3 separate regions of the Mus musculus genome follow, and regions 1 and 2 are each linked to region 3. Evidence: chromatin loops called from intact Hi-C (ENCODE). Cell type or tissue: left cerebral cortex. All regions are shown on one strand.

Evidence for each region. A loop is a pair of places that touch in the nucleus more often than their neighbours do. Peaks named below come from ENCODE experiments on the same cell type or tissue, not always from the same donor. Only the 100,000 strongest peaks of a DNase experiment are listed, where the experiment ranks them.
Region 1: a loop joins it to region 3, with 2.1 times the contacts of the local background. A loop is called at or near these places in 6 of 42 quality-filtered maps.
Region 2: it touches region 3 in a loop (8-fold over the local background); 30 of 42 quality-filtered maps call a loop at or near these places.

Annotation. Positions count from the first base shown.
Region 1 is chr10:78,347,014-78,355,013 of GRCm38, reverse strand. It overlaps Agpat3 (1-acylglycerol-3-phosphate O-acyltransferase 3), which reads left to right and starts at 3,314. Exons shown (of 10, transcript NM_053014.3): 1 at 3,314-3,387. Gm40709 (a long non-coding RNA gene) reads right to left here and starts at 2,531. Exons shown (of 3, transcript XR_871856.3): 1 at 2,087-2,531; 2 at 1,407-1,850. In left cerebral cortex, no CTCF peak of the experiment used is centred here; DNase peaks (open chromatin) are centred at 2,522, 3,643 and 4,903; H3K4me3 peaks cover 2,624 bases; H3K27ac peaks cover 1,680 bases.
Region 2 is chr10:78,393,105-78,401,104 of GRCm38, reverse strand. Rrp1 (ribosomal RNA processing 1 homolog (S. cerevisiae)) reads left to right here. Exons shown (of 13, transcript NM_010925.2): 13 at 121-743. The coding sequence ends at 311. It also overlaps the pseudogene Gm10146. Among named protein-coding and RNA genes, the nearest start is that of Mir6907, 11 kb to the left of the region's middle. In left cerebral cortex, CTCF peaks have their summits at 4,660 and 5,537; DNase peaks (open chromatin) are centred at 1,507, 4,696 and 5,518; H3K27ac peaks cover 639 bases.
Region 3 is chr10:78,275,323-78,283,322 of GRCm38, reverse strand. It overlaps Agpat3 (1-acylglycerol-3-phosphate O-acyltransferase 3), which reads left to right. Exons shown (of 10, transcript NM_053014.3): 6 at 75-228; 7 at 847-949; 8 at 5,238-5,313. Among named protein-coding and RNA genes, the nearest start is that of Gm30122, 15 kb to the right of the region's middle. In left cerebral cortex, CTCF peaks have their summits at 3,961 (motif pointing left) and 5,284; DNase peaks (open chromatin) are centred at 3,960, 5,331, 5,524 and 5,916.

The DNA of each region.
Region 1 (8,000 bases), 72 kb before region 3:
TTTCAAGAAAGGGTTTCTCTGTGTAGCCCTGGCAGTCCCAGAACTCACTCTATGATCAAGCTGGCCTCGAACTCAAGAGATTCTCCTGCCTCTGCCTCCCAAGTGCTGGGGTCAAAGGCGTGTGCCACTAACCTGGAGACTTGTGTTATTAAAAAGTCACGGATATGACTTTGGCCATGTATTCCCAACTCATATTATTTGAAAGTGTTTCTTTGAGATAAGTTCTCCCTCACTCTGTAGTAGACTGTTCTCAAACTTGAAGCAATCCCCCTGCCTCACCCTCTTTAGTACTGGGATTGAAGACCTGGGCCACCTTAGTGCCTGACACATTTAAAAGCTTTCTAAGGAACCCTCTTTGTTTCTTTTTCTCTGTCTGTCCCTGACTCTGTCTCTGTCTCTCCCTCCCTGCCCCTTTTCTTTTTGAGACAGGGGATAATCCATCTCCTAGTGGCTAGTGCTAAGTTTTTGTCTCTGTGTAGCCTTGGCTGTCCTGCAACTTGCTCTGTAGTCCAGACTGGTCTCAAACTCACCTCAAATTCAGACTGGCCTCAAACTCACCTACCTCTTTGTCCTGAATGTTGGAGGAGGACCAGGTGGGATCACAGGCTTAGAAGATCAAAACATAGGCCAAAAGGGTCCAAGAAATCCTTTCTGAGCTAGCTAGAACAGATGGGAGTTGCCTGTGTATTTACTGTAAACAGAATCTATAATCTCCATTGTGAAATCCACTAAGTTATGGGGTCACTGATGGGAAAGGAGTTTGATTAAACCCAAACGTTATACTTCAGCCTTAAGTGTTATTTTAACCCTTTTGTTTGAAATACTTGAAAAGGAGTCTTGTACAGTTTTAGTGGGAGAGGATGTGTTTTTGTGCCCAGTCCTGCTGTGACTTGATATGTCAGGGTGGGTTGGCACCCACCTCTTCTTAGAGAAGGGGAGGGGGTGGGCGGAAGAACTGTATGAGGAAGGACTGGGAGGAGGGGGGCTGCCATTGGGATGTAAATTAGTGTGTGTGTGGGGGGGGAGGGAAGGAGCCTTGGCTCAATGTAGGTAATCTTTATAGCAAAGTCTGCTGAGATGCAGCTTTCAGCTCATAAACATCAACCCCTCTGGATAAGGGGTTGTTCTCCCTTCCCATGCTTAAACTTTCCCCATTTCTCTTTTCTGTCAGCTCAGCCTCTGCCTTCCAGACAGCTTGGCTGAGTCATGCAGCCTCTTCAACTCTTCTGTAGCCACCCTGTCACCTGTTAAAGGAGTCTAGTGGTGTGATGAGTTATTAAAGTTAGTAATTAAGATCGTGTTGGAGTGAAAGAACCTGTTTGCTGGTGGTCACAGCAGCTTATGTAGTTGAAGAGAGCTGGGGATTTATTACTCAGTAAATTGTGACATTATGGGAAGGCACATACTTTCCTGTCTGTTACTGCCCTAGAACAGGAGATCCTGCCCAGAACAGAAGCTTTTACAGGTAGGCAGCTCGCCCTGTGGTATATGGCCTAAGTCGTTTTCAAGTGAACTTGGAAAATAGGGCTTGGATCCCAAGGCCTGAGCAGGCAAGAGGCCACACAGGTTTCAAGTGGTGTGCAGATGGCCTGGTCCTGATGCAGCATCTGAGCCTGCACAGTCCTTCTTGGCCTGTTTTAGGATCAGTCCCTTGCCTGGTGAGGGAAGGAGACTCAGGTGGCTGTTGGTCCTCAGATCCGATGACTCACTATGGACGGAACAGGCTTCTTAGAGAAGAGGGTCCTGACCTTCTTCTGACCCAAGGCTGACCCTAGGAAGACCCTGGACTAGGTTAATTGAGGTTTCCTCCTGGATTGGTTGTGGATACAATGTTGCTAGTCAGTTGCCAACTATAAATAAATCAAAGGGTACAGCACGTGGGAGTGAAAAGCGATCCTGGTGCCTTACCAGGCACTGGGGACAATCCTACAGGATTCCAGGATGGGATCCTTACTTGGGGGCAGGATGGGGTGTGTGTTGGGAGTGGGGTCCAGGAGGATAAGGGAAATGGGGTCTAATTAATTGGCGGGGAACCCCCAAATTTCCAGGCGTCCCCAGGAGGACTCAGAAGGAAGGGGAGTCTAACCTGAGCCATCAAAACATCCTGGGTCTCAAGGGGACCTCCGGGACTGGGAAGGGGTCTAGGCTGAGGCTCAGAATGATTTCAGGAGGCTGAACGGAGGCAAATCCAGGCTGGGCCTAGGAATATTCCAGTTCTTGGGGGAGGCAACCCAGGAGGACTCCAGGGAACCATCGGGGGTCCAAGTACGGCCCAGGAACACCCCGAAGAACTTCAGGGGGACAAGGGGATCCAGGCTGGGCCCAGGAACACCGCAGTACCCCAGAAGGACTTCAGTGGGCTAAAAGAGGGGATTCAAGCTGGGCCCAGGAACACCCCAGTGGGACTCCGGAGGACCGCAGGCAGCTGAAAGGGAGTCGGACTGGGTCTAGGAACATCCCGCTGGCCAGGGAGGGTGGAGGCTGCTCCCGCGGGGCGCGCCTCGCGTCCCCTCCCCCGCTTGCTGTCCGTTGGCCGAGGCGGTCGCCGCTGCGCCGCGGGCCGCGACTCCTCCCCCGCGCGTCGGTCCGCGCGTGTCCCCGCGTCCCCGCGCCTGGCGTCCCGCGCCGGCGGAACTGTGGGATCGCCGCGCACAGGAAGTGGCGGCGGCGCCGAGGCGGAGGGCGGCGATGGGGGCCCGGGGCGGCGGGCGCCGCACTCGCTGAGGCCCCGACGCAGGGCCGGGCCGGGCCCAGGCCGCGCGCGCCCGACGCGAGAACCGCGACCAGCAGGTGGAGTGCAGGTGAGCCGCGCCGAGCCCGGCCGAGCCGCCGGAGGTCGTCCCCCGCCCGCGGTCGCCGGGCCCCGCCGCAGTGGCCGGCTGCGCTCCGCGGGGCGCGCGGCCTGGAGAGCGCGGCGCCTGGAGGCTCCGGGTCCCGCCCGGCCCCTGTGCGGCCTGCCCGGCCCGCCGGTGCTGTGCGGGGTGCGCGGCGGCCTGGGGATGCGGGCGATCGGGTAGAGATGGGGATGCGGGGCCCGACGAGAGGGCCTGGGCGGCCTTGGGGCCCCTCTCCGGGGGGAACCTTGCTCGGCTCCCGGCTCCTCGCTCTGGGGGAGCCCCCCATGCCTGATTTCGGGGCCCTGTGGGCTAGTTTCACTTTTTTGCTTGCTCAACGCGGAGGGAGGGCTGCAGGTGGGACGCCCTGGAGGAAGGTGCGAGGGCTCGGTTGTTGTTGTTTTTTTTTTTTCTTGACTTTGGCGTTTGAGACCAAAGGCCGACTGTGAATTTCCACGTTTCACTCAGGCGCTGGGGTCATTCAGTAACCAGAGCCTCTGGAGGAAAACACCTGTCCACGGTGGGCCTGGAGCCCCGGAGCAGTTGACCCCAGGTACCTACGACAGGAGGATTGTGAACACTTAAGCTGGGTGGAAAATATATTCAGGTTTCCTTTTTAACTTCGAGAGAAGTTTAGGGGCACAGGGAAATGATTTTAGAAATGGCCTTTCAAACCTAACTTTTTAAAGCAGTGTGGAAAGTCTTCTCTAAGAGAATACTTAAGAGACTGGGTTCTTCTTCCTGGGAAACGAGAAGGCTACTTGGATTTGAGACAGATTGGAATGACTCGTCCAGAGCCAAGATCTTGGATTCTGGGATTGGACACAGGGTGCCGGTTGGGGGTGCTGGGTTGGTGGCTGTTGGAACTGAGTGGAAGCAGCTCTTTCTGCTTCGATGACATTGGGAAATGGACTGTGCCCCTTTCAAAGGGGTCTCTGTGCACTTTGATCACTCCCTTACTGTCCCTTCCCCTTATTAGGTAAGCAGGACTCCTTCCAACTTTAGGATTTAGCCTATAAGATTGATTCCTAGTATCACACTCTGTGCTTTGTAATTACGTTGTTTCCAAAGGCAGTTACATGCAATGGCTTTGCCAGCCTCTCTTTGGTCTTGGTGGCATGTGCTCCTCAGCATGGCTATGTTCAGCAGGTGGATGTCAGCTGGATGTCTGACCTAACTCAGTCTGGACCTACTGGAGGCCTTGTGTGTGGCCCCCACCTGCTCTTATCTGTACAGCAGCAGGGCAGAAGGTCTAGGTCTTAGAAGTTGCCTGTGGAATTGGTGGGAAGTGGGTTAAATACAGTGTCTCCTAGGGAAGGAAGATGGGAGGGATGCTGGAAATGAAGGGAGGTCTCTGTCTCACCCTAAGCTGCTCCCAGATAACAGGCCCAGCACCTGGGAAGGACAGTGCCTGTGTGTTCTAGGGGACTGGGGAAACTGAACAGAAAGTAACTGATCTACTTCAGAAGTTACAAAAGGAGCATCTACTGCAGTAGAGGAGTTGTTTACTTCTTTTCTGGGGCATATAGCTGCGACTCTGTGCTAACAGACTCTGAAACACACTGGGGTCTGAGGAGCAAGGCTAGCCACTTGTCCTGGATTATGTCACAAATCTCCACAGCCAGAATTTAAATGAAGAGCAAAGGGACTCTGATTTCCTCCAGCCCAGTCAGGGTAGTAAAAATCTGTATACATCTGTCTCTGGCCCACTTGGAGGCAGGTAGGGCATAGTAAGATCTTTGTATAGTATGGGATGAGCAAAGATGGAAGTTTATTGTTGTTTCAGGAGTTAGAATGGCATCGTTAATCCAAGCTCACTCCTAACAAGTTGGTGCTGGTTAACTGGTCCAGCCTCTCAGAGGATGGAGCTGGTACCAACTGTGTGTGTTCCCTTCTCCGACGGCTTTGCAGTGTCACTGCTTTTTCAGATCCAGTGCTGGACCCTTGGCATCCCCTACTCTCTCTCTTGCCAGAGCAATGGCTGCTTTCCCTGCATTCCTTGTGTGTACCCCACACTACTTTCCCTTCTCTCAAACGCTGACAGACTCTGAACCACATTTTGGCCTTTGCATACCTCTGTGATGTTTCCCATCTCATTCTGTGGGTGGCGAGGTTTGAACAGCTTGTCTCTGGGTGTGACCGGCCACATTAGGCCAGCGGCATCTTGCTGACTCGTCTGACATGAGCCCCGTAGCTGCTTAGTCTTCTCATTAAGAAGTTTCTGCTGCTCTAGGGCTGGGCTGAGTTCTGTCAAACATTTACTTAGGGACTCGGACTCCATGGGGGTTTGTCCTCATCCATTAACCGAAGAGCACTGGGACCATATAAATGATTTTCCCCTGATTTGTAAAGTGAGTAACTGGACAATGGGTCACTCCTAGAACGACCTCATAGTGACTGCAGGGTTAATTTGAGCGTATTAACCTCACGATGCTTTGTTTCAGGCGGTTGCAATAGCGGTTCTTCTTTGGACAGTCTTGCTGCTTTGTTTAGAGTCCGGCATGTTCTGATCTTGTTTGTCAGCCAAAGTCCAGCAGTGTACACTTGTCACCTGGGCATATCTGTACTTAGTTGTAGGGATGGAGAGACAGGCTGATGAGGTACGTGGGTCTTGCTGTACCTGTGACTGGCTACTGGACTAGTTGGGTGCCTTGCCATGGCTACCTCTCTTCCTCACATGTGGATGGGAGACACACAGGCAGGATATGTTTTAGATGTTAGTAGGGGTGAGTGGAGGCACACTTAAGTCTTTCAGGTTATGACAGGCAGAAGCCTCCCTCCTGGCTGGAGTGCTTCACATCACTTAGGATAATAAGCCGAAGAAGCTAGGTGCTCTCAATTGGATCAGGGTGCCAGTGGCCCAAAGGCCCAAAGAGAGCCCAAAGGTCCCTCTGTGACCCAGGAACCATGCATCATTAATGGGCAGTGTCTCCATTCCTTTTGGGAAGTTGAGGTGAGAGCTATAATAAAAGACAGTGGCAGTGGGTGTAGAGTAGTGTGGTAGAGAGCTGTTGCAGGACACAGGCTCTCCCAGCTGCTGCTGGTTCTCTGTCTCCCTGTCTCTGCTGGCCCTCTGTCTCCCTGTCTCTGCTGGCTGGCTAAGGGTGCTCTTCCTCTAACAATTTGCTGACTGGAGCATTCAATAGTATATGCTGATATTACATTCATCCCTGCTTTAAAAACAAGTTTATTTATTTAGTGTGCATGTGTACCTGTGTGGGTATGCATATGGTTGGGGCTTTGTGTTCAGAGGTCAACATTGGCTGGCTTCCTTCATTGCTCTCCACTTTATTCTTAATTATTTTAAAGAAAGATTTGTTTTTATTTTAGGTGTGTGAGTGTTTTGCCTGCATGTATGTGATGACACTATACACTTGTCCTGGTATTGGAGGAAGCCAGAAGAGGGTTCTAGATCTCCTGAAGCCAGAAGAGGGTTCTAGATCTCCTGAAGCCAGAAGAGGGTTCTAGATCTCCTGAAGCCAGAAGAGGGTTCTAGATCTCCTGAAGCCAGAAGAGGGTTCTAGATCTCCTGAAACCAGAGTAACAGATTACTGTGAGCCACCACGTGGGTGCTGGGAGTCGAATGGCCCTCTAGAAGAGCAGCCAGTGCCCACTCTTAACCTTTTAACCACCTCCCCAGCCCCCTCCTATTTTTTAAAGATTTCTTTCCCCACTGACCAGGTGTGTGTGCATGTGCCTGCACGCTGTGTGTCCAGTACCTCTGCAAGCCAGAAGTGGTTGCCAGACCTCTCTGCCTTGGAGCTGGAGTCACAGGTGGTTGTGAGTCACCCGTGGCTGCTGGACACTGAATTTGCGTCCTCTGTAAGGGCAGCAAGCACTTTTAACTGCTAAGCAGCCTCTCCAGCACTGGGATTACAGGTCTGAGCTGCTGCACTGGGCTCCCTTATGTGGGTCCTCATGCCATGTGGCATCCTCCAGCCCCTGCCTCTGCTTTGCGTATCTCATTGCTGTAGAGAATGCCGTCACCGTGTCAGTTTTATATATACACACTCTCACAGAGTCATGTGCAGGTGATCCAGTCAGGCTTCCCATTGATTGATTTCTGATCTCAGTCATTGTTCTAGTGTAATTAGAGGGATCGATTGAGTGAACCAGTTTGCCTTTTATTAGAGAGAGACACAGAAAGTCGGAGTCCCTCAAAAAGTGTGGTGTAGATTGAGGAGATTTTTTTTTTTTTTTTTGCCAGAGGCAGATTGGGTCCTAAATAAGGACATCAAGCGCTCTTAACTGCTAAGCTGCCTTAGTAGTTCATTAGCCTAGGCAGATCATTAAATGAAGACCGCATCAGCTAGAGTTACGTGGGAAATGGGTGCCACAATGAAGTTCAGAGTGCAAGAGGTCCCCGGGGAAGATGCTGAGTGGTGAGCCCCAAGCAGGTCTGGGAAAGGAGGCTGGGCTGGAGGGAGGCAAGCCAGATGAGGGAGAGTCTCGGCAGAGGATAGCTTAGTCAGGCTCATGCAGAGAGCTTCAAGCTAGGAGCTCCACAGGGCCCACGTCCCACAGGCTGCCTGCTGAGTGCACTGGACTTCTCCCTAACCTCTGAGCTCCCTGGTCATGTGGCCCCACACATCACTGCAGATGACAGACGCCTGAGTGGCAAAGTTCCAGCCACTTCAGAAATGAAGCCTAAAGCTTAATAACTTTGTCTTTCTAGCTTGGACATTTCTTGGGGGGAGATGCTGGCACAGGAGGGCCATGTCCCATTGACTAGTACGTGCTAGGTAAGCATTCTACCAGCCATATCCCCTAGCCACACCCTCAGTGCCAACGTATAGTAACCTAATGTGGGTTTTTTGTTGTTGTTGTTTTTTTGTTTTGTTTTGTTTTTGTTTTTGTTTTTGTTTTTGAGACAAGGATTTCTCTGTGTAGCCCTGGCTGTCCTGGAACTCACTCTGTAGACCAGGCTGGCCTCGAACTCAGAAATCTGCCTGCCTCTGACTCCCAAGTGCTGGGATTAAAGGCGTGTGCCACCACTGCCTGGCTACCTAATGTGTTTTGAGTATTTGCCTGCACACATGTGTGTGCACCCTGTGGCTGCCTGGTGCTCATGGACATCAGAATAGGGCAGAGGCCCCATGGGAATTGAATTAAGGACAGTTGTGAACTGCCATGTAGATCCTAGGAACTGAGCTTAGGATCTCTGGA
Region 2 (8,000 bases), 120 kb before region 3:
GGATGAAGCTCACCCTGGTCAGCAGCCATAGCTGGTGCTGTCCCCAGTGCTGGCACTGCCGTGACTGAAGGACACCATATTGTCCCAGGAGTTTGCTCACAAGCCTTACTTTGTCCACAGCGGGGAGTGAGGCAGAATCCTCAAGTGCAGACCCAGGCCCAGGAAGGAAGAGGAAGAGGAACAGGAAAACGGATGAGAAGGCTGGCCAAGGGGGTCCTCCTGGGAAGAGGAGGAAGCCCGGGGCTAGGGCAAAGGGGGCTGGGGCCCAGCAACCCAAGAAGAGGATACAGTCATCACAGAGTGCAGAGTGAGGTGCACAGCCCAGGCTGGCACATGGTGGAATGGGGCAGGATACCTGGGCATGCTCCTGCAGCCTCTGAATGCCGAGGTTCTGAGCGTCCGTCCTATAGGGGAGGAGCAGGAGGAGGACGGAAGAAACTCTTGGTTTAGTCCCAGCCTTTAAGCATGATCCTGCCTCAGAGCCATGACCTGCATCTCAGAAAAACACTCAACATTTCACTTGTACATATGCTATGGCTGTGCCTGATCCTAGCCAGAGAGGCCAGAAGATCTGGAGACTGAGTCCAGCCTGGGTTGCAGAGTAAATCCCTGTCTCAGCTTCCCTCCACCATAGTCAGGAAAACAAAACCAAGTAACTGTGTGGTCACTGTCCCCTCCACCCTTGGCTGCCCACAAATAAACTGCGGGTCCTTACAGCACATGGCTGCTTCTCCCATTTTTGGATGTGTGTGTGTGTGTGTGTGTAGGGGTATAGCAGATGTCACTTCCTGGGTGAGGTGTGTATTTTCATCTTACTTTTGAGTTTATGTGCATCTGAGAACCCTTGCAATAGAGCCTGCCCGTGGGTTCATGCTCTGTGCTCCTATCTCAGACTTGCATTGTTGAGGGTTTTCAGGAGGTTCCTGAGACTGAAGTGACAGGGCCATGGCAGGAGAGCCTGGCTGTTGTCACCACCTCTCTTTGGGACACTGTACACAGCATTTATAGAGACCCCAGCTGGCAGCCTGAGCATGACCTGACTGGGCTCTTATTCTGAATAGAGCAGACTCAAGCCCTGCTGCTATGGGCTTGTCCCTTCCTTGGGGTCACTACTGGGGCATCCAGGGCTGCAGGAGGCCAGGTCATGGGAGGAAAGACAGTGCCTAAGCAGTCTCTGCCCCTGGACGCTGTGGTAGCCTAAGCACATCCCAGAGTGCACAGGAGACAGCATTGGGTGGTGTGGGTCACCATTCTGAGAGAGCTGCTTAGGACAGTCACTGGGTGTGACACCCTGGTTCTAATTGAGTGAGGCCCTGGGTTCTACGCCTGTTTCCCCTGGGGGAGACCTGCAGCCAGCACCACCATGTGAAGCACTTCTATGTCTGCAGTCTCTTTAGTAACTGCTTGACTCCAGACAAGAATCACCAAGTCCCTCAACATTGACTGTGGATCTTGACTGATGGAGATCAGGCAGTGCCATGCACCCCAGAGGATAACATTATCTGTGCGAAAGTGGCCATCTTCAATCCCGTGTTCACAGCTTTGAGAGCAGTCACAAGGCACATACCCACTGTCTCATTCGTGAGATAACAGGATATTCTCAGAACTGGGCAGCCGCCAGCAGTTACACATCTGTTACGCCTGGTGAGCCTGCTCCCTGGGTCGGCAGCCTCTGATCTGCGTCATGTCGGTGGGGGGTGGGGGTGGGGCTGCTCTGCACAGGCGCACTTGGGATTGTGCAGTGATGCATGGTCTTTGCATGTCACTGAGCTGTTCTCAGGGCTCAGGCCTCTTTACTGCTCTCGGGGGGTGGGGGGGAGACACCCAGGAGTGCAGCTGCCTGGGCAGCTGTTTGAAGAACCACCAGGCTTTTCTGCAACTCACCTGTTGCGGGTCTTCCGAATGACAGCCCCTGCTCCCAGTGTGAACCCTCGCCTGTCAGTCCGCGGCTTGGCCTCCGACATACAGCCCCAGACTATGGGGGTGAACCAGGCGACCCAGCAGTACCCCCTGTTCACAGTGTGGGAACTTGCCATGCCCTGTCCTGTTGGGTGTGGCAGTTCATGCGGATGCTCACCTGGCTACCTTGTTCTTTTCTGGGCAGTCCAGTTGATCTAAGGAGGTGATGGACCAGGAGAGGCTCTGCCTCTTTGACTGTGTGACCTCCATCAGAAAACAGGCCCCTCCCCAAGCCCATACACACATGAACAGACACATACACACATGAACACAAACACACATGAACACACACACACATGAACACACAGGAGAAAAGGAATTTCTTGGTACTGATGGGGAGGTGGGTTTCAGGACCCCCACAAACACTGAGCATCACCAACACTAAAATCCCTAACTAACACTAAAATCTCCAAACTATCTTCACAGAACCCCATAGAACTTCCTATGTACTTCATGTTCACTCTTGGTACAAGGCAAAAGTCTACACCAATGGCTGCCATGCTTTGTTAAAGGAAATAAGGGGTGAGGGGAGGCACATGCAAGTTCAGTGCAGACCATACTCAATGTGAAACTGTTGCTTTTGGACAGTTTGCATCTACAGGTATTTGAGTCCCCAAGTTGAGAGCCTGTAGTAGTTACAGAGAGGTGGACTGAATGTAATTTATTTTTAATATTTTTCCAACCTGGCGGTGGTGGTACATACTTTTAACTCCGGCACTCAAGAGGCAGAGGCAGGAGACTCTCGAGTTCGAGGCTAGTCGAACAAAACAACACACACACACACACACACACACACACACACCTTTCATTGCAATAGGGATGATGTCTGAAGGCCACAGAGCAAGCAAAAACCCAAGCTGGGGATATTATGGCTTGGATCAGCTCTGAAGGCTATCCTGGGGCCCTGAAGGTTTTCTCTTAAGATCACCAGGGGATCAAACAAGAAGACAAGAACAGCCCCACACACTCACACCACGCGGGGGGGGGGGATTGCCTGCTTTATTAAGAGCCTATTGAATTAAATGTCAAGCTCATCTATTTCTACGCTTTCTTAACTGCCCCACTGGTTTTGATGTGGGCTCTGACCCTCATGTGAGTCTGTGCCCAGAGAGGATGCTTCTGCTGGACCCAGACCTCAGGAACCTAGCCTGTTCACATTCTCCCTTTCTCTGTTAGACTCCTCCCCACAGGCTCTGACCAAACCTTAAGGTTCTATTCCTGGCAGGACCACCCACCCAGGACCCACCCCTTCCTTACCTGCTCGCTCAGGGTTTCTGTTGCTGTGATGAACACCATGACCAAAAGCAATCTGGGAAGGAAGGACATCAGGGCAGGAACCTGGAGGCAGGAGCTGACAGAGGCCACAGAGGAGTGCTGCTTACTGGCTTGCTCTCACATTGCTTGCTCAGTCTGCTTTTTATAATGCCCAGGGCCACCAGCCCAGGGGTGGCACCACCCACATGGGCTGGGCCATCCTACATGACCAGGAAAATGTCCTACAGGCTTGCCTACTGGCCTTTCAGGGTCATTTCTCAATTGAGGCACCCTCCCTCCAGACAATGATAGCTTATGTCAAGTTGGCAAGAAACTCTTTGTCAACTTGACAGAAATGTCACTATTAAGCCACAACCTTTTTTTTTCTCACACATTAATATCAGCATCACAATATAAAACAAACTTAAGAAGTTCCATGGTCTTAGAAATTCAAACACTATAAAAGTTCAGTATCTTTTTTTTTTTTCTTTTTTGAGACAGGGTCTCTTTGTATATATATCCCTGACTGTCCTGGAACTCATTCTGTAGACCAGGATGGCCTTGAACTCAGAAATCCACCTGCCTCTGCCTCCCAAGTGCTGAGATTAAAGGCGTGCCCCACCACTGCCTGGCTAAAAGTTCAGTATCTTTCAAAAATCCTTAGTCTGGGGCTGGAGAGATGGTTCAGCAGTTAAGAGCACTGGCTGTTCTTCCAGAGGTCCTGAGTTCAATTCCCAGCAACTACATGGTGGCTCACAACCATCTGATACCCTCTTCTGATGTGTCTGAAGACAGCAACAGTGCACTCATATGCATAAAAGAAATAAATCTTTAAAGAAAAAAGAAGAAGAAAAAATTTTAAATCCTTAGTCTGGCTGGGCAGTGGTGGTACACATCTTTAGTCCCAGCATTCACAGCCGATTCCTCACACAGTTAAACGGCAGAATACCGTGACCCATGCCTTGCCCTGGGAGGACCACAGGACCCTGCTGAAGGGAGCACCACTCCTTCTTCTCTTCCTGAAGTAGCTGCCAGCAGGTTCTGGCTGGAAATGCGCCCCCACCCCCACCCCTGCTCCTTCCCTTTGCATGTCATTTTCCTCAGCTAGTCCTCAGACACGTCCCCAGGAAGGTCACACTACAGACAGCTCTGCAGCCTGTGCCCATGGACTTGCACACGCATCCGCTATGACATCTCCACCCATCAATCATGCATCTTTGTAGCCTTCCACCTACTCCTCTACCTTCCCTAACATCTAATGTGTATCTCCTATCGTCTTCCCACCCACCATTCCCCTCTACCCATGTTTTAATTGCTCTATCAACCACCACCACCCCTACTGAAATCACCGTGGAGCTCCTTATTGGCAGGGAGCTTTGGTCTGGACCCTGGAGCGGGACAGCCAGCGGGCACGCGGCCTTCTCGCAAGTCCCCAGGTGTAGTTCCAGCATCTGCCTCTAGCGGGCGCCTGGTCTTGGTTAAGGCTCTGGAGGCAGCACACCAGCATCTCCGTTTCTTAAGTACTGGCTGTGGTTTCCATGGGAACAGGCTTCTGGAAGGCAGGGAGGCACTTTCCTCCCAGCACCTCTCAAAAGCTGAAGTGTGCCTTGCCTTTGTTAACTGCGGTCCCGTTGGCAGTCTCTGACTTGCTCTCTGGACAAGTGGTTTTTGTCACGATTTTACTAAATTCTGACTTGATGGAAATTGGAGGCACACCTACTCTCCCTCCCCCAACCCCCTCCCTCTCTTTCTCTCTCCCTGGGATCAATCTAGAAAATGAACTGTTTCGTGAAATAAGCTAAAGTAACCTCTAGCTCATGCTAGAGGGGAGTAGGAAGGACGCCCCCTCCCCCAACCACCCCTAACCAACAACGACGGGCATCAGTTTGCCTTAGGGTCTCTGTGATTGGACTGAGCCAGGCTTTACTGCCTTGATCAGGAAAGGGAAACCCCAGCTGGGATTTCTGCATTAAAGCTGAGACCTCTGATTGATTTCTGTAGGCCTGACCCCAGCAAAGGGATGTGACAAAGGCACCTACCTCAGAGCCCTGCCCAGTCTCAGTGATGCCTGGAGCCTCTGGAAACCCCCTGGGTTGGAAAGGAATCTCTGGGGCTACCAGGTGCAGTCAAGGCAGGAAACCCAGGGTTCCCCTGTGTCAGGTCAGAATCTTGGTCCAAGTGGAGACACATACTGCCCAGAGGGCCAGTGCCACCCAAGTGACTCTCCCAGCCTGTGTGTTGTCCCACCTGCCCACTACTCCCTCTGCCTTCCTAGCTTCCATTCTGTTGATGCACTGTGGACCTCTGGTGTTCAGAAAGCATAGCACTCACAGGGAAGGAGCGCGGGTGGCTGCTTTACTCTAGAAAGTCAAAAACAGCTGGCCGGGCCTGGTGGTGCAAGCCTTTAATCCCAGCACTTGAGGCAGAGGCAGAGGCAGGCAGATCTCTGTGAGTCTGAGGCCAGCCTGGTAGCCTGGTCTACAGAGCAAGTCCCAGGACAGCCAGGGCCATTACACAGAGAAACCCTGACTCAAAACACAAACAAACAAAACCAGCCCTCAGACTGCCTTGTTCCAGTTAATCAGCCCACTGCCTCTGGCTCTCTTCTACACGGGGCCGTTTGTTCTCTCAGGGTGCACTCTCGATGTAACATGCACCATACCCTGGGGTGCAGGCAGGGACCCAGGACCAGGGTGGGGCTACAGAACAAGAGATGGGAATCCTTCCTAGATATACGATTCAGAGAATGCTTAAGAGACCTGCCTTTCTCCCTTCTTCCATTCCCATGGGCACTGTCACACCAGCCATGGCCTGGTTACCTTACTTCACTCACCAGGAAATCAATGCTAAGAAGTTCACACTGTCTCCTGAGTGGTGTGCTCACACCCACCAAGTCCTCACGTCAACTCACTCAGCTGTGTGCCTGCCAACAAACGGTTATCTTTAATTTTTTAAAAATTATTACTGTGTATGGGGGGGGGGAAACATGTGTATGCCTTCGCATTCCTGGGGTGGGGGTCAGAGGATAATTTCTCCAGAGTCGGTTCTCCCACTGTGGGTCAGGGGATGGATCTCAGGTGGCCCTGTTTTGTACGTAGGTAGTCTCCTTCCCCAGCCTGCCTTAATAGGGGTTTTCTTTCTCATTAAGGAAAGAGAGAGAGAGGTATAGGTAAGGAGACAGGTATCCCTGCTAACACGACTGTCTCCAGATCTTGAGAGGGGACCCGCAGCATACAGGGCCATATAGGAAAGCCACTTGGGGACGCCTTTGATGACCAGGAAGCAGAAGAAACAAGAGGAGAGGGCAGGAATGGGTCTGGTTGGGTTTTGTCAACTTGACACATCTAGGCATAGCTGGGGAGACGGAATCTTAATTGAGAAAATGTCTCTATAAGATTGGCCTACAGGCAAGACTGCAGAACATTTTCTTGGTTAATGACTGGTGTGGGATGGCCCAGATTACTGTGGGTGCTGCCACCCCTGGGTAGGTGGTATAAGAAAGAAGGTCGGCTGTCGAGATGACTCATCGGGTAAGAGCACTGACTGCTCTTCCAGAGGTCCTGAGTTCATATATATATATATATATATATATATATATATATATGTGTGTGTGTGTGTGTGTGTGTGTGTGTGTGTGTATTTGGCTTTATTCGAGACAGGGCTTCTCTGTATAACCCTGAATGTCCTGGAACTCACTTTGTAGACCAGGCTGGCCTCGAACTCAGAAATCCTCCTGCCTCTGCCTCCCAAGTGCTGGGATTAAAGGCGTGCGCCACCACCGCCTGGCTAGGTCCTGAGTTCAAATCCCAGCAACCACATGGTGGCTCATAAACACCCAGAATGAGATCTGACACCCTCTTTTGGTGCGTCTGAAGACAGCTACAGTGTACTTATGCATAATAATAAAGAAATCTTTGGGCCGGAGCAAGCCGGGGCTGAGCGAGCAGAGTTGACTGGAGCAAGCTGGGCCAGCCAGAGCGAGTGGGGCCAACTGGAGTGATCAGAGGTCCTAAATTCAATTCCCGACAACCACATGAAGGCTCACAACCATCTGTACAGCTACAGTGTACTCATATACATAAAAATAAATTAATAAATCTTTTTTTTTTTTTTTTTTTTTTTTTTTTTTTTTTTTTGCTCACATGGGCAATTTTATTAAAAAACAAAACAAAACAAAACAAGAACAAAAGACCAAAACATCACACAGAAGTTCACCCCATAGAAGGAAGATCCCTGGGGCTGGACCGCTCTCCTTTGCTGCTAAGTGTCCTGCTGCTGCACGAAGGGGTTGGGGATGGCCTCCATGCCGTCCTGTGGGCAGATGAGCACCACCGAGGTGCCACGACATACGACAAGCCCCAGCTGCCGAGTGTCCTCCGTCAGCTTGTACTGGTCATCAGGGTCTCTCATGTACTCCATGGTCCCATCCAGCACCAGGTTGAGCAGTGGGTCAAAGCCCTTCAGGATACCGCTGGCTTCCCGGCCACCCTGGAACTTCACCCGAATGGTCTTATCGATGTACTTGGAGAGGTCCAAGATGCTTTCTTTCTTCTTTTTCTCTTTGTCCGCCATCTTGTCGCCTCACGTCCAAATTAATAAATCTTTAAAAAAGAGAGCCAGGCAGTGGTAGTGCACGCCTTTAATCCCAGCACTTGGGAAGCAGAGGCAGATGGATTTCTGAATTTGAGGTCATCCTGGTCTACAGAGTGAGTTCCAGGACAGCCAGGGCTACACAAAGAAACCCTGCCTCGGAAAAAACAAAAGAGAGGGAGGAAAGGAGGAAGGGA
Region 3 (8,000 bases):
GGCTCTGGTTCCATCCCCACTGTCCTGGAATAACCCTCTGGCCTCTCCTGGCCCTCTGTTCATTCTGCACCTAGTTTCTCCTGTACTGCGAAGGAACACGCTTCACAGAGACCAAGCATCGCATCAGCATGGAGGTGGCTGCCTCCAAGGGGCTGCCCCCACTCAAGTACCACCTGCTGCCCCGGACCAAGGGCTTTACCACGGCAGTCCAGTGCCTCCGGGGGACAGGTAGGAGACGGGGACCTGTGGTGAGAAGCTGGAATCCATCACCGCCTGCTAGGCCACTGTGCGAAGCAAGAAGTTGAACAGGGCTGGGGATGCTGCCTTGAATACATGGGGTTCTGTGTTCTGGCACCCCATAAATCAGGCATTGGAGAATTTCCTGCAGTCACAATACTTAGGAGATGGAGTCAGGATCAGACTCATCAGATCATTTTTTTTGAAGTAGAATATAAAATATAAAAATGTAAAATATACCAGAAGCACAGAAGAATAGCAGAAATAGGATTGGCATGTTATAAGACCTGTGGGGATGATAAGTGTTACTTAGTGGCAAACTGTCCAATAGTAAAATTCAAACAAAGCAAAGCATTATAAAGGAGAATGTCAGAGCAGAGTCATCTGGAAGGGGTTACATGAGTCACAGAAAGAGGCCAGGAGCCTGGGCAGGAGGGAACCACCAGTAGGGAGGGTCTGAGCACTTGGCAGCCAGCTGGAAGTGAAGATCATCGCTGTGTGGAGGGGCAGACCCAGGTGTAAAAGTGGCTTTTTTGTTTGGTGGTGACGTCACTGCTGTAGAGTGTTTCCCATCATCCACCGCTCACTGGTCCTGTCTCCACCCCTCAGTTGCAGCTATCTATGACGTGACCCTGAACTTCAGAGGGAACAAGAACCCATCTCTACTGGGGATCCTGTATGGGAAGAAATATGAGGCAGACATGTGTGTGAGGTGAGCATCTATCAGGACTTGATGTGGCCTGCTGCAGGACTCCCAAGGGTGTAGGACACGGCACAGCAACCTAGCAGTCCCTGGAGTCCCATGGCCAGTGTGAGGGTTGATTCTTGTCTGTTTCTCAGTCTCAGTGAACACCTAGGCACACATGTCCCCGAGGAAAGCTCAATCCCAAATCTGGCTAGAGTCAGTTGGTCTCCCCGAGCAGCAGTCACACATCTGGTGAACTTAACTAAACGCTAACCTTTAATCTCTTGCTTTGAGCTAGTGAAATGGAACATCCTGTGGAGCCCCTGCTGGAGTGGCACTGTCACTAGGTGGCTCTGATCGGGCTTGGTAACTTGTAGATAGTGGCCTGGGCATCCATAGGGAGCTCTGGCTGGGGAAGGCTTTGCCTATGCTTCAGAGCCCAGGTGATGGTGCCTGCAGGGCTTGCTTGGCCATCTTCTGTGATGCAGCCACTGTCAGGATCCACTGGAAGGGCCCAAGGCACAGCTGAGACCTCTCACGCAGAAGCAGCCTGCCTTCTAGAACACAAGGTCACAGGTGGACAGGGTGGGTAGAGTCCATGTCTCAGTGTTGGCCGAAGACCATAGCCAAAGTGATGTTCATCTCTGTGCCTCCCAAGAGAATGGTTCATCCAAAATAATAATAAACAGTAAGGTTGTTGGCCTTTTCCTCCTGAGTTTGTAAACAGATAGGTAACTGGCGGGGTCGAAGACCCTAATCCCTGGGGGGGGGGGTTGAAGACCCTAATCCCCGGTCTTGAGAACTCACCCTGTGTTGGAGTCAACAAGTAAGCCTAGGGTCTTCTCCTTCATATTGTTCAGTTTCCAACAAGGACGTTAACCCCAGGGAACTGTGGTGATTAGTTCTGAGCCTTAGCTGGTTTCTAAGGCCAGGTGTGTTAGTTAGCTTCCTAACACTGTACGCATACCTGAGATAATTAACTTACAAAGAAGAGACTTTGTTTAGACTCAGGGTTTTAACACTTTCAGTTCACAGTTGAGTTTCTGTTGCTTTGGTCCAGTGTGGAGTCAGCACACTATGTCAGGAACACACACAGGGCTGAACACAGCAATCACCTCACCAGCCAGTTGGCTAAAGAGGGAGGGCTAGGATGTTGACCCCTCAGAGATAGCCATGACCTAGGACCTCCCACTGGACACCCCCCCCCCCTTTTTTTAAGTAGGACCAGGATCCTGGGAGACCAAAATGCTAATACATGATCTTTGAGAGACAGAGGAGAACAAAAGAAAAACTTTTTAGGTAGATGACAATGACTAAGAATCCGGCCATGTCCAAAAGTGAGACCCCCTCAGGGGCCAGTCATGCACCTGTCCTTGGCTTAACTGCCTCAGGTCAGATCCCAACTGTGTCTGGGTGGCCAGATCCCTGTCATCCGGCTGCCCAGTCAGCCATCAAGCTGAAGTGCCCCCACATGGGCACCCAGCTGTGACAAGGGAGGCCTCTCTATGCCCTTTCCTCCGAGATATGCTGATTCTGTAGAGATGTTGAGCTAGCTGCATTTCAACGGACAGCTTCGAGCTCGCAGAAGCCTTGGCTGGTATGTGCTCTTGAGCACTGACTTTGTCCAAGTGTGCTGTTCCCATCCAGCACACCTCTACAGTCAGCCAAGGGCCCTCCCCCATGCCTCCCTCGAGGGAGACAGAACTCTAGGACTGTGACGGGCATGCAGGCCTGCATGTGCATAGCCCCAGGGTACCTCTGTTCTTTTTGCTGGCGTGTTGGTTAGCCTCATGATGGCAGAAGTACTCCTGGAAAGTTCAGGGTAATAAACTCAAGCTCTAGCTGCTATGAGCAGGGAGCCTGTAGGGCCCCACTAACATGTATCCATCTTATCACACGCACCAGGAGAGCCACGAAATAGGTCCGAGCCTTGTGGTCCTCTTGCTATAGGAGGTGGCCTTCTGCTATACCCCCAGACTGTATGCCATCCATGCCAAACTCTCCCCATGCAGTCCCCAAACATGTGGCTGGAGCCCTTGGAAGGTACAGACATAAATATTTTATCTTCTAAGACACTGTCACCTCTGACCCTGATGTGGCCATGAGCCTGCAGTGATGCTGTGGAGTCACATGCTTTGTAACCGTGGGCTCCACCAGTACTGTGCTGTGGTGGAGAGGTTCCTGGGCATAGCCCACACAGCCACAGCACCTTGGGGCCTCCATTTTAAATGTACAGATTTGTCTCAGCCCATGAACCTTTCTTTCTTTTTTCTTTTTGTTTTGTTTTGTTTTGTTTTTTGAGCCTGGGTTTTTCTGTGTAGCCCTGGCTGTCCTGGAACTCTGTAGACCAGGCTGGCCTCAAACTCAGAGATCTGCCTGCCTCTGCCTCCCAAGTGCTGGGATTAAAGGCGTGCGCCACCACTGCCCGGCTCCATGAACCTTTCACGTGGCTTTTTTTCTGAAAGGACAGACCGTGGGCTATCATGGTGTCCGTCCATGACCCTTACCAGAGCTAGATTTGCCAATTCCCCCCTTATTCCTAGTTCCATCTACCCACAAGCAAATGAAGTCTGAAAACACCAAACAGAAATCTCCAGAAGCAAGCTCTTTGTGAACTTGAAATTACACACGCTCTGAGCAGCATGATGGAAAATGTCAGCCTCACCCTGTCACCCTGGATGCAAAGCCTTGTCTAGTGTACTCTGCTTGGGTCAGCCACCCTCCTAATGTCATTCACACAGACTCACAGTGCTTGTGTTTAAATGAGACTTAGTAATAGCTTCAAAGCACAAGGGGCGTGAAACGAGGGGAGCGGGAGCACTGGAGTGTGGAGCACGGCACACCAGCAAACAGTGTTCAGAGGGAGCACTGGAGTGTGGAGCACGGCACACCAGCAAACAGTGTTCAGAAGGAGCTGCACGCTCAAGGTGTCAGATTTCCCTTGGGACTTGGGATCTGTCCCCAATAGAGGACCCTGATCACCCCAGTCCTTGGCAGCCTATGTGAACTCAAGTGCTCTGTGCCACCTCCTGGGCATCATGAGGTACTGCAGTTCCCGGTAGAAAGCAGGACCCACTTGTCTGGAGCCCAGGCTTCCCTGAAGCCCGCTATGTCACCAAGGCTGATATGCAGCTCCTTATTCTCTTGCTCCACATCCCAAGTTCTGGCATCACAGGAATGTGCCACAGGTCTGGATTCCTATGTAGTCTCGTGTGACCTGGACCTTGACATGTAGACCATGATAGCTATGTCCCTCTCTCTGCCTCCCAAGTGCTGGGACTAAATGCATGTGCTACCATGTCCAGCTCTATGCCTTGTGTTTTGTTTTATGTTGGTTTTTGGAGACAGAGTTTCTCCGAGTAACCCTAGCTGTCCTGGAACTCACTCTGCCGCTCAGGCTGAACTCGAACTCAGAGATCCTCCTATCTCTGCCTCCCAAGTGCTGGTCTTAAAGGCATGCATCTGACTTGGTTCTAGCATTTTAAAGTTTATGACACAAAGACTTATTCTCTTGTGGAAGAGTCTGAGCTGGATCTCCCTGCAGGTATCATGGCTCAGTATCATGCTCTCCTGGAGTAGCATTGCTAGTTGCAGACTACAGACGATCTTCAGTCATTTTTACTGTGACTGAAAGCCATCCCTTGCCCACCCTGTGTGACCTAACATCCTGGTGACTATCAAACCTTACAATGTATTCTTAGCAGACTACCAGTTCTTGCTAACCCAAAGGCTAGGATGCCATCAGATAGACTCTGAGACCCGCAGTAGAGGGCCCTTGCTGTAACCCACCCACCTGTAGCTCCTACCAATGCATTCCATAAATACTTTATAACTTTCTTCATTCTGCAACTTATACAAATCTCACATAACTACTTACACAGTAGAAAATGGCAGTTTTGGAAAATTCAGTATGTGGTGTGGGGCCACTGCCACTCATAGCTGTCAATCCATTGATGGTCACGATCAAGGTCAAATGCCACAGACCCTTGGCATTGATCATCTGCAGCAGTTCATTTGTTGGGAAAGACCAACACCACTGCATTCACCCTATGGGGAAGTCAAGGGATGGTCTGCCAGGCAGGTGGCTCACAAGGGTTCCCAGACATAGAGGCATCTTTCAGTCCTTGTGTGGGGGATGGCCTGACCATGCCTAGAAGGTTCCAGTATGTCAGATGACTGTCAAGAGCTTACTTTGCAGACTGCTTGTTTTAGAAATTAAGAATGAGGCTCAAATAGCTTCAGGTGGCCTCGAATGTGTCACTTTCTCTCTCCTAGGGTGGGGCAGGTGTTCATTCACTCACTTTACACTTTACAGGAGGTTCCCCCTGGAAGACATCCCAGCAGATGAGACCAGCGCCGCCCAGTGGCTTCACAAGCTGTACCAGGAGAAGGTAAAGGCTCCTGCTTGCCCTCACCCCACCTCTAAAGCAGGCTGGGGCAGTTGGGAAGGAAAGAAGGAAGGAGCCATATGGTTCCCCTTTGGGTGCCAAAGACTGGTGGTACTCACCTGCCTTAGAGTCTTCTTTTCTCAAAATGTATGAGATGCATGATAAAGTGAAGTATAACGGTGCCTGGTGTGTGCAACAGCGCAGAGCCCTTGTGCACTGCCTGGTATGTTCAAGTGAAACTGTGTTGATGACATTTTACCACATTTGTTCCTTAAAGAAATGTTAAGCGTGTAGCAGACATTGCCCAGATTTAGAACCGCTTGCTTCTGCTGCGGGTATCCCCCAGATTTACAACAGCACGTTATGTCATGGAACCCTACAGCAGATGTCTCAGGGTGCTTCTGAGCACACATGTCCAGTTCCCACTCCACAGAGCATGCTTAGCCTATGCCCACTTCCTGGGACAATAAGTGTCCTCTTTGCATTGTTCTGAAAACCAGATGGCCAGAAAAACCCATAGTGAACAAAATTCCCTCCAGTGCTGGGAGCAGCTCCCAGGGAAGAAAGGGAGCCCCAGAGACCAAGTCGGGAGGACGAAGGGCCTGTGCTGACGCTACACACCCCACACCCCGCTGGTCGTGTTGGCTGGTTCCCCCAAAGTCTTGAGTCATAAGCCTTCATGGAGTCAGATGGTGACATGTGACTTCACTCAAGGCAGTAAGGTGATGGCATATCCCTACATGAGGCTGGAGCTTTCAAGGAGTCAGCTGGGGAAGGTCGAACTTGTCCCAACCTATCTCTTCCTCCTCCTCCTCCTCCATGCTGAAGAGCGATGCCCTGGTGACTGTCCTCCCACCTACACAGTTCCAGAAGATGGAGACACTAGACTAGAAAAGTGGTACCCAGAGAGTTCCCTCAGGCTGCCAAAGGAAACCTGTGCACAGCTGGAGGGAGGTGACCCCAGAGGCAGACAGCTCAGGGTCTGCCTAGACTGGATTCAAGTTGAAGACCAGCTGCAGGCTACCACAAGACAAAACACCCAAGGGAACCGACCCTTCCTAATACCCGACACAACTGTCAAAGCCCTCAGAGGAACCTGAGAAGTAGCAGACACGGGCTAGAATGAGCATGTAAAGATGAAATGGAAAACAAGAAGACCCACAGAAAAATGGAAAGAGCAGTGGAAAAATGTCAGGGGCAAGCAGAGAACAGAAGCAGCCAACCAGCAGAGCAGTGCGGTGAGGCGAGGACTGTGTGAACAGTGCTTGCCTTGTGCAGATCCCCTCCATTTGTCAATGTTCCTCAAGAGAATTATTGATATAGGGGCTGAAGGGACAGATGGTTCAGCATTTAAGAGCTCTGGCTGTTCTTCCAGAGGACCCAGGTTCAGTTCCTAACACCCAAGTGGCAGCTTACACCTGTCTGAAACTCTTAATTCCAGGGCTTCTGATACCCCACACACAGACATGCATGCAGGCAAAACACCAAAGCATGCAAAATTAAAACAAACTATAACAGGAGGAGCCAAGGGTAGTGGAGTACACCTTTGATCCCAGCACTCCGGAGGCGGAGATGGAGGCGGGGGCGGAGACAGGGGCAGAAGGATCTCTGAGTTTGAGGTGCAAGACCAGCATTCCAGGACAGCCAAGGTGACATGGTGTGAGAGCTTATCACAGATATATATATGGAGAGAGAGAGAGAGAGAGAGAGAGAGAGAGAGAGAGAGAGAGAAAAGAAAACTGTGGTCCAGACTGATAAAACAAGACACAAGCAACAAGCAGGAGAGCTAATTCATGAGCTAGGCACGACTGGCTCTGTGCTCACCTGTTTGAAAACTTGGACAAAGTTTGTCATCTCTTCTACCACACCCTGTGACAGTTGCCCAACAAAGTAGGTATAGAAAGTTCTTAGCTCACACAGCACAGGCAAAGTACCACAGACTCCCTTGGAGTCCAGAACATGTGTGTGTGTGTCTGTCTGTCTGGTTGTCCTTATCCAGCATAGCATTAGAAGTCTTAGCAGAGCAATTATGGAGAAGATGAGAATGCCCAGATTGGAAAGGAGGGTAGGTGAACTACCTACCCTGTTGACAGATGCACAGCCCAATATTTAGAAAAACCTCAAAACTGTCAGAATGTTAGAACTGGAAAGTTCCCTAAAGTTGTGGGATTAAAAAAAAAAAAACAGTATCCAAAAACTAATATCATTTCCCTGTGTCAAAAACTAGCTGAAAGACAAATCCCAGCAAAACCAGTAAAACCTGAGGCACTGTGCTACCGTCAGACATTGAAGTCCTCCTGATGGGAGTGTCAGAAGGAAACGCATTCCAATGCAAGACGCTGCAGCCAGCATTAAGTCACTGCTGTCCATGATTGCCAAAGTAACAAAATTCACACACGCACATGCACACACACACACATGCACATACACACTTTCCATTCACTGATGGATGAATAAAAAAACTATAATGAAGTTGGGTGGTGGCCTACACCTTTAATAATAGCACTAAGGAGGCAGAGACAGGTGGATCTCTAAATTTGAGTTCCAGGACAGCCAGGACTACATAGAGAAACCCTGTCTTGAACACAAAACAAAACAAAAACAACAATAAACAAGCAAACAAAAAAGGTGACAATGATGTGTATAAACACACAGCGTAACATTGTCAGCCATTATACAACCAACCAACT